Linked DNA regions of Homo sapiens: region 1 is linked to region 2. The links are chromatin contacts, found by Hi-C or POLR2A ChIA-PET in ENCODE. All regions are on one chromosome and are shown on one strand. Each heading gives the region's core, a stretch centred on a gene start or an enhancer-like site at or near the end of the contact. The rest is flanking DNA. Distances are from core to core; before and after follow the strand shown. Region 1 holds the start of KCNG3 (potassium voltage-gated channel modifier subfamily G member 3). Region 2 has its middle 21 kb from the start of MTA3.

Region 1 (4,541 bases), core at 1,418-3,917, 53 kb after region 2:
AAAAAATGGGAGTAATTTGCTTTTTTTTTTTTTTTTTTTTCCTAGGTTCTGAAACTAGAAAACCTCTAGGTTCTTTCAAACTCTAAAATTCTACCTTTAAATTGTAATGCATTCTAAAGATTTAGATATGAAGACCCTAAATACCATCCCGAGTCTAGGAGAGAATCTGGATGTAATACTTCTCAACATTATCTTCTCAAAGTACAAAGAATAGAATTGGCTTTAAGAATGCTCTCTAAACCAGATTATATTGAGACAAGCCTATCATTTCTGCATCACTGTTTTCTTTGTTTAAGAAAACGATTTGGGTATTGCTGCTGCAGCAGTGGTTGATGATATTAAAATCAAATAAAAATATTACTCTTGAAACAAATGAAATGATTTAAGCCTATCTCTCTAAGAAATCGCATGAAAATATACCTAGGAGGCACACATTGTATTGTCATCAAATTAATTTGTTTTCTAAGCTCAAATGTAATTTAAAATGAGATATTTCTTCAACTGGTTCAATCAACAGACAGTAGAAGGATTCTACGGAGAGAACACAGGAAATAAACCCTACAATAATGTTAGAGCAAACAATCGGCACTATAGTTCTGTCTTCTATTGCTTGTGATGCTTCTAGAAAGTATTTTTTAACGGCTTCCTGATGAATTGGCTCTTGGTATCAAGCCAGGCTCATCTCTGGCTCACATCTGCAAACTTTTCCCCATCCTCACGTCCTACAACAAATCCATCTTCAAGACCTGCAAAGTTCTTGGTCTCAGCGTTTCTCAGAACAGACCCTTCTTCATCTTCACAGACACGGGGTTGGGGATCCCATTCCTGGGTTGCGAAATGACCTTCTCCTTAGAATGACCCAAAGTGCAAAGGCATCTTCCTGAAATAAAGCTTTCATCAAGCCATTTCTGCTATGGAAACCTCCAGGGATTCCATTGCTTATGGGATCCAATTTAAATGCTGCAGTTGAGATCCCCATTGTTTCAGTGGGCAAGTGCATTATACTTCTTCACAGACTTTAAACCTCCACATTCGAGATTTTGCTACTAGGAATGTTTTGCCCTTTCTCTGTGCCAACTCATGGCCATCAGCACCTCCAATTCTGTCTTGAAACTCACTTTCTTACAGATATTTTTCTTGTTTAATATCTACTTAGTAGATACTAAACAGCAAAGTAGCAGTATCTACCCAGTAGACACTAAATAGCAAAATAGATACTGAATAGCAAACTATTTAGTAGATACTAAAGTAGCAAATAACTCCTGTTTTTGAGCTTTTAATCACATTTAGTGCTCTTAAGATAAATTATCCAAGTCTGGGGATAAACAACTCACAGAGATTTTCATTCTTTAAGAAGCCACCGAGAGTGATTTTACTTAAAAGACAGCACTCACATTTTCAGTTGTCTGCCTTTTCACTAGGAATCCACTTAAGAACCAGCGCAAAAGGACTCCGTTTGGCGACCTCTAGCGGGCACCGGACAATCCTACAAAATTACGAAAAGTAGAGGGCAATGAAAAACTCTTCCCTTTAACCAGCCAGGTTACCCTGTGGTCAGATGACCGCATCTCACCCTACCCCACCCTTATTTTTTTCTTCTAGTATTTGTTTTGCATCTAACACGGTTCGCCTTACAACTCACCTGTCTCGCCTCCGGCGGGCTGGGCTGCCGGTGTCGGGTGTCAGGTGAATGAATTGCTGGTAGCAGTTTAAAATAATCCCTGCCAAGTGGAACCCGCTTTCTGGGCACGGACAAGAGCGCGGGGTAGATCGCTCTGCGGAGCCTTCACGGGGCTCTTCCCGCTCGGAGGGCCGGTGCTGCAGCCGGGTCAGGGGTGCGCGGGGGAAATCAAGATATTTTGAAAAGGAGGATGCAGACGAAGACCAAGAGAAAGGCTGTTTTTGCCGGTGACAAGGCGTTCCTCCCCAGACTTTCATCCCACTCTAAGGGCAGCATCTCGAGAGGGTCCAGGCGCGCTACACGTTAGGCGCCTTCTCAGGACTCGCGCCCCAGAACGTGGGGGCCGGGGCCGGGTCGGGGACCGCTTCCCTCCGCGGGCTGGCAGGCGGCACCGAGGCTGGGGGATGGGGCGTGTAGCCGCCCTCTGAGCACGCGGTACGTGGGTCGCCCCGCGCGGCGGTAGGAAGAGCAAAGTCGGCAGGAAAAGCCGTGGCTGGGATGCCTTCCCTGAGAAATCCTTAGGGGCGATGTCAGAACCCGAGCTGGGCTCCGGACAGTTTCTGGAAAAAGCTCTCCAAACGCCGTCTGTCCCCGCACCCGAGTCCACACTGGGCTTTGAACCAGGGCTGTTAAAAGGGGCCCTGGGGACTGCCCAATTCATCCCGATGGCCCAGGGCAGGACGCGGGAGCAGGCATCCCGGCGCTGGGCTCCCCGCTCCCCCGCCCTGCGGACCCCTCCCCGCCACTACGGGCCGGAGCGGAGGGGGAGGACGGCGTCACGAGGCGGGGAGCCCGAGGTCCAGGGCGGGGCGCCCGGGAATCCCAGCCCGAGCAAGCCGGGGAGGTGCGGGCGCGGGCGGGAAGCGGAGGGCGGCGCGGAGGGAGGTGAGCGGCGCGCGCGGAGCCGGCGGGCGAGGAGGAGGACTGCACAGAGGCCCCGCCCCCGCCGCCGCGAGCCGGCTCTTCGCCGCCTCCGAACCCGCTCACTTTGCCTCTCGCCTCTGGACGGCGGCGGGGCGGCCGCCGGATTCGCGGCCGCAGGGAGCGCCGGAGACGGGGAGCTATTCCGCCCCGGCGGCTCCATTCGGCGCCCGCAGCCCTCAGGGGGTCGGCCCCGCGGCTTGGGAGAGGGCACCGCGGCCTCGGTGTGCGCAGCCCTCGGGCGCGAGGGTCGGCGGCGCGGACACAGCCGCGTTCCCAGCCGGTGGGGCTCAGCGCTGGCGCCGGCGAGGACTCCCCGGCCACCCGCAGGTACCGCCGGGCGGAGGGCGCGCTACTAGCAGCGCCGGAGATACTCGAGCCCAGGGACCCCCGGGCCAGCGGAGGGCAGGAGCGGAGCCCCGAGGGAGCGCGGGCCCCGACGGCGCGCTCCCCCGTCAGCCACGGGCAGGCAGGCCCCGCGTGGCGGCTTGGGGTGGGGGGCTGCAGCGGGGCCCTCGGGCCGAAAGTCCCCCGGGCGGCCAGCCATGACCTTCGGGCGCAGCGGGGCGGCCTCGGTGGTGCTGAACGTGGGCGGCGCCCGGTATTCGCTGTCCCGGGAGCTGCTGAAGGACTTCCCGCTGCGCCGCGTGAGCCGGCTGCACGGCTGCCGCTCCGAGCGCGACGTGCTCGAGGTGTGCGACGACTACGACCGCGAGCGCAACGAGTACTTCTTCGACCGGCACTCGGAGGCCTTCGGCTTCATCCTGCTCTACGTGCGCGGCCACGGCAAGCTGCGCTTCGCGCCGCGGATGTGCGAGCTCTCCTTCTACAACGAGATGATCTACTGGGGCCTGGAGGGCGCGCACCTCGAGTACTGCTGCCAGCGCCGCCTCGACGACCGCATGTCCGACACCTACACCTTCTACTCGGCCGACGAGCCGGGCGTGCTGGGCCGCGACGAGGCGCGCCCCGGCGGGGCCGAGGCGGCTCCCTCCAGGCGCTGGCTGGAGCGCATGCGGCGGACCTTCGAGGAGCCCACGTCGTCGCTGGCCGCGCAGATCCTGGCTAGCGTGTCGGTGGTGTTCGTGATCGTGTCCATGGTGGTGCTGTGCGCCAGCACGTTGCCCGACTGGCGCAACGCAGCCGCCGACAACCGCAGCCTGGATGACCGGAGCAGGTACTCCGCCGGCCCTGGGAGGGAGCCCTCCGGGTAGGACGCACTGCTTCTCTACCCGTCCCGTCCGTCCTGTCGCGTCTGTCCGTCCCGTCCATACGTCCCGTCTCCGTCCTGTCCGCCTCCGGGCGACCGAGCCAGCGGGGTGCGCGCCCAGCGAGGCCCAGGCGCGGCCAACTACGGGACCGGTCGGTCCCCACTCCTACCCCGTTGTCCGGGGCACCAGCGGGGTCTGGCCCTTACACTAGACGCACCTCTTGAGGGCGAAATCCTCAGGCATGGGGAGGGGCGTGTAGAGATAGACAAATGTCCCCTCTTTGTAGTTTACTTTTGCGCAGAGAGCAACCTGCTAATTACATTTTTCTGAACTTTTATTGTTAGGGTTCAACAATTAAGCCTTGAACTAAGCGCAGTTTGAATTATTTGCCAATTTTTGGTAGTGTTTGGAAAGATGGATTCTTGTTATGGTGAAATGTGCACTCTCCACACATTCTATACACTCTGCCCCCGGCATACTATGTGCTGTAATGGAATCGTTATATTATAAAGCAGGTTAATTTATCGATAGACTCTAAATAATGGATGTCTGTGCCCTTTTCTTCCCCCTTTTCCTACAAAGTATGGAGTTAGCAAACCTCTTGTCCACCGTTTGGTAGCAAAGATTCACACTGCGACTTTCAGAGGGTCTATGATATGGGAAGGGAAAAAACCATTACCTTGAGAACAAAGAAAAATCTAAACTGTCCTAAATCCAGAAAACAGTAT
Region 2 (4,284 bases), core at 911-3,410:
TATACGTATATACGTATATATGTAATATATAATGTATACGTATACGTATATAATATATTATATATTATATACGTGTACATATACATTATATATTACATATATACGTACACGTATATAATATATAATATATTATATACGTATACATATATAATATATACAAATATAATATATTATATACATATATATATTATATATATATTTTAAGATGGAGTTTTGCTCTTGTTGCCCAGGCTGGAGTGCAATGGCACGATCTCGGCTCACTGCAAGCTCCGCCTCCCAGGTTCAAGCAATTCTCCTGTCTCAGCCTCCGAGTAGCTGGGATTACAGGCATGCACGACCACGCCCAGCTAATTTTGTATTTTTAGTAGAAATGGGGTTTCTCCATGTTGGTCACGCTGGTCTTGATCTCCTGACCTCAGGTGATCTGCCTGCCTCAGCCTCCCAAAGTGCTGGGATTACAGGCGTGAGCCACCGTGCCCGCTGATATATATATATATATTATATATATATATATATTATATATATATATTATATATATATATATATTATATATATATATATATATTTTTTTTTGAGACAGGGTCTCACTCTGTCACCCAGGCTGCAGTGCCATGGGGCAATCACAGCTCACTGCAGCCTCAACCTCCCCAGCTCAGGTGATCCTCCCATCTCAGCCTCCTGGGTAGCTGGAACCCCAGGTGTGTGCCACCACACCTGGCTTAATTTTTGTGGAGATAGAGTTTTCTGTAGAGATGGCGTTTTTGCCATGTTGCCCAGGCTGGTCTTGAACTCCCGGGCTCAAGCAATCCTCTCGCCTCAGCCTTCCAAAGTGCTGGAATTACAGGCGTGAGCCACCATGCCCAGCCCATTTAATATTTGCATTTTAATTTTATGTATATACGTATATTTTGAGACGGAGTCTTGCTTTGCTGCCCAGGCTGGGGTGCAGTGGAGCAATTTCGGCTCACTGCAACCTCTGCCTCCCAGGCTCAAGCAATTCTTGTGCCTCAGCCTCCTGAGTAGCTGGGATCGCAGGTGAGTACCACCAAGCTCCGCTAATTTTTTGTATTTTTTGTAGAGACAGGGTTTTGCCATGTTGGCCTGGCTGGTCTCGAATTCCTGACCTCAAGCAATCTGCCCCTCTCAGCCTCCCAAAGTGCTGGGATTCCAGGCATGAGCCAGCGCGCCCGGCCCCCTTTAATATTTTTAGACCTCAGGTTAACTAAAACCTCAGAAAACAAAACCACGGATAAGAGGGGATGATTGTAATGTCACGGGTTATTTGGGGTTGCCTCTCTACTGTATGGGTGGCCTCCAAACTGGGCTGACCATCAGGACCACAGGGCAGCTTATCTTATTTTTCATAGTAGCTTTAAAGCTAACTAAATATGGCCTTAGAAGGACTCCGTACTTCTTTATTTGAGTCCTCGTGGACGAACTGCAACCTAGCTTAATAGATAGACAAGATTGAAAACCTAATTTAGGAGTATGCACCTGTAACAATAGCTAAGTCAGGACCACAGGGCAGTTTATCTTATTTTTCTTAGTCGCGTTAAAGCGAACTAAATATGGCCTTAGAAAGACTCTGTACTTCTTTATTTGAGTCCTCGTGGACGAACTGCAACCTAGCTTAATAGACAAGATTGAAAACCTAATTTAGGAGTATGCGCCTGTAACAATAGCTAAGTCTTGGCCAGTCCCAGAAGCCATACTTCAACTGCTGAGTGTTCAAATAAGACAAATGCCTCCAGGCGCGGGGGTTGACGCCTGTAATCCCAGCGCTTTGAGAGGCCTTGGCGGGCGGATCACTTGAGGTCAGGAGTTCAAGACTAGCCTGGCCAACATGGTGAAACCCTGACTCTACTAAAAATACAAAAATTAGCCGGGCGCGTTGGCGCGTGCCTGTAATCCCAGCTACTACTTACGAGGCTGAGGCACGAGAATCGCTTGAACCCAGGAGGTGGAGGTTGCAGTGAGCAGAGATTGCGCCACTGCACTCCGGCCTGGGCGACAGAGCAAGATTCAGTCTCAGAAATAATAATAAGGCAAACGCAGAGCTGTAACCAAGCCAGCTGTTCTGTACCTCACGTCCTATTTCTGTTCATCACTTCCTTTTTTTGTCTGTAAATCTTACACCACGTGGCTGGAGTCTCTGAATCTGCTGTGATTCTGCCGGCTGCCCGATTGGCGAATTGTTCATTTAATTCAGCTGAGATTTTTATCAGTAGACTTCCAGACTCCACCCTAGACCTACAAAATCTGTCTCTGGGGGAGGGGCCAGGGAATCTGTATTTTATAAAGTTCCTCCATAGACTGTAGTCATCAGAGAGTAGTGGGGGGAACCTCTGCAGTTTAAAGTCCACATCCTCGTGAAGCCTGGCAGATTAGCCCCTGCTAGCTCCCTACGCAGTTTCTTACCACCTCTGTAAAGCTCTAGCAATAAGATCCCTGTGACAAGTGTCTCATTCTGCCACATTGTATCGTTATTTGCCTGCATGTCCCACCCTGATCACATTCATCCTCCTGTCTGCCCACATGTCCTATTTCCTACCAAAATGTGAGACATTGAGAATAGAGACCCCTTCTGTTACCGCCACAGATTATATGAACACGGATGCTGGGTGCAGTCTTGCAACATGCGTAAGGAATAAAACCAGGAAATGCCTCTAAATAGAGTGCATGTAGGAAACTCTAAGTAATTTTTTTCAGTTCTTTTTTGTTTGACCAGGAAAAAAGATGACCAACTAGGAATGACCAACCTAGAAACGCCTCTAGTTTGACTAGAAAAAAGTGACCAACTAGAAATGCCTCTAGATGGAGTGCACATAGGAAACTGCAAGTAATTTTTTTCAGTTCTTTTTGGTTTGATTAGAAAAAGGATGACCAAAGTTGCCAGGTTAGATGGCAGGGGATGACCACCCCTGGATTTGATTATACACATTTTACTGAAAGAAACAGGTCCAGGGACACTCAGGGTCAGAAAACCAAGTAGAGCAGACAAGGACATCCTAATTCTGGAACCGAGATTGCCAGCATCCTACACAGGCTTCTTCCTCAGTGTGGGGCCAGGCCACACCCTCCACTAATTTCTCCTGGGGCCTTTGTTTGAGTGGAGCCACTTCATTAGCATGTAACAATGGAGAAATCCGAGGTGCCCTGTGTTTTCCATTTATATTTTAAGTGCCAGCAGTCACCAGGCGCCTCCATTGTTATTGCTGTTAGCTGAAGTTAATGGTTTCTTATTAAAAATCTAAGGTCCTCCCTCCCTCCTTCCCTTCCCTACCAGGTTATCTAAAGAGTGAATTCCCGGATCAGCCAATTGCCCTTTCAGGAGTGGCTTAGGGAAGCTGCTTTTAAATAGTACCATTATCATTGCGATTAGTGTTAACGCGGAGCCTGTCTTTCATTTCTTGAAATCTTTCTGGGAAGGCACGTTCCAGATACCCATCTTAAGAGAATTTCAATAACCAGAATTTCCAGTCTGAAGGCCTTCCAACTGCAGCGTGGCACAGTAGGAAGTATGGAGATCTCAGGTCAGGGCTTAATCAGGAATCTTAACCTGAACCTCAGTCTGAAATCCATGAGCCTCAATGTCCATCCATGTATGTAAGCTATCTGCTTTTGTATCCCAAGCTTCTTTAAGGTACACATCATGCAATCTATTGAAAACGATGTGTCAACTTTAAACCCTCTTGAAAACCTGCCATGTGCCAGGCACTAAACTAGAAGCTTTACACATTTTATCTAATGAGGTAGGCCTTATACCCTTATTTTACACATAAGAAACCAGATTCCTCTGCTGTCCCACCCCCGAAACACTCACACATTTTTAACTCCAACTCATTGATTCTATCTGGGAACCTCCCACTCTCCCTTCCATCCCTCAAACATAGCCTTCCTTGCCCTAGTTCTTACCTAGAGCATTTCTCTCCCGAGTTACTGACAATGCCTTGTGTTTTCTTAGGTTCCTTTTTTTTTCTTCTTCTAATTTTATTTTTGAGACAAGGTTTCTCTCTGTCGCTCAGGCTGGAATGCAGTGGTATGATCACGGCTCACTGCAGCCTCAGCCTCCCAGGCTCAAGTGATCCTCTCACCCCAGCCTCCCAAGTAGCTGCGAGTACAGGCGTGTGCCACCATACCCAGCTAATTTTTGTACTTTTGGTAGAGACAGGGTCTCACTATGTTGCCCAGGCTGGCCTCAAACTCCTGGGCTCAAGTGATCCTCCTGCCTTGGCCTCCCAAAGTGCTGAGATTACAAGCATGAGCAACCACGCCTGGTTGGGA

What was found. A loop is a pair of places that touch in the nucleus more often than their neighbours do. ChIA-PET counts read pairs that join two places held with the same protein, here RNA polymerase II (POLR2A). Pooled maps may share reads with other maps.
Region 1: a loop to region 2 is called in a map of OCI-LY7, with 3 times the contacts of the local background. The contact joins the promoter of KCNG3 here to the enhancer-like site in region 2. A Hi-C loop is called at or near these places in 3 of 168 maps with a recorded cell type or tissue (Caco-2, HepG2 and OCI-LY7), 2 of 37 single-sample maps with no recorded cell type and 3 of 50 pooled maps. POLR2A ChIA-PET finds 5 or more read pairs at or near these places in 3 of 52 experiments (H1, T-cell and WTC11).

Annotation. Positions count from the first base shown.
Region 1 is chr2:42,492,108-42,496,648 of GRCh38, reverse strand. It overlaps KCNG3 (potassium voltage-gated channel modifier subfamily G member 3), which reads left to right and starts at 2,667. Exons shown (of 2, transcript NM_133329.6): 1 at 2,667-3,812. The coding sequence starts at 3,148. It also overlaps a transcript of MTA3 not described here. RefSeq lists enhancers at 1,346-1,640, 2,965-3,722, 3,723-4,480 and silencers at 2,395-2,474, 2,565-2,614, 2,795-2,884.
Region 2 is chr2:42,545,092-42,549,375 of GRCh38, reverse strand. It overlaps a transcript of MTA3 not described here. Among named protein-coding and RNA genes, the nearest start is that of MTA3, 21 kb to the left of the region's middle. RefSeq lists enhancers at 1,492-1,997, 2,893-3,779. Within about 2 kb of position 2,160, at least 2 of the 41 ENCODE cell types and tissues checked have a DNase peak (open chromatin) inside an H3K27ac peak, as active enhancers do; they include OCI-LY7, where a contact is called at or near this core.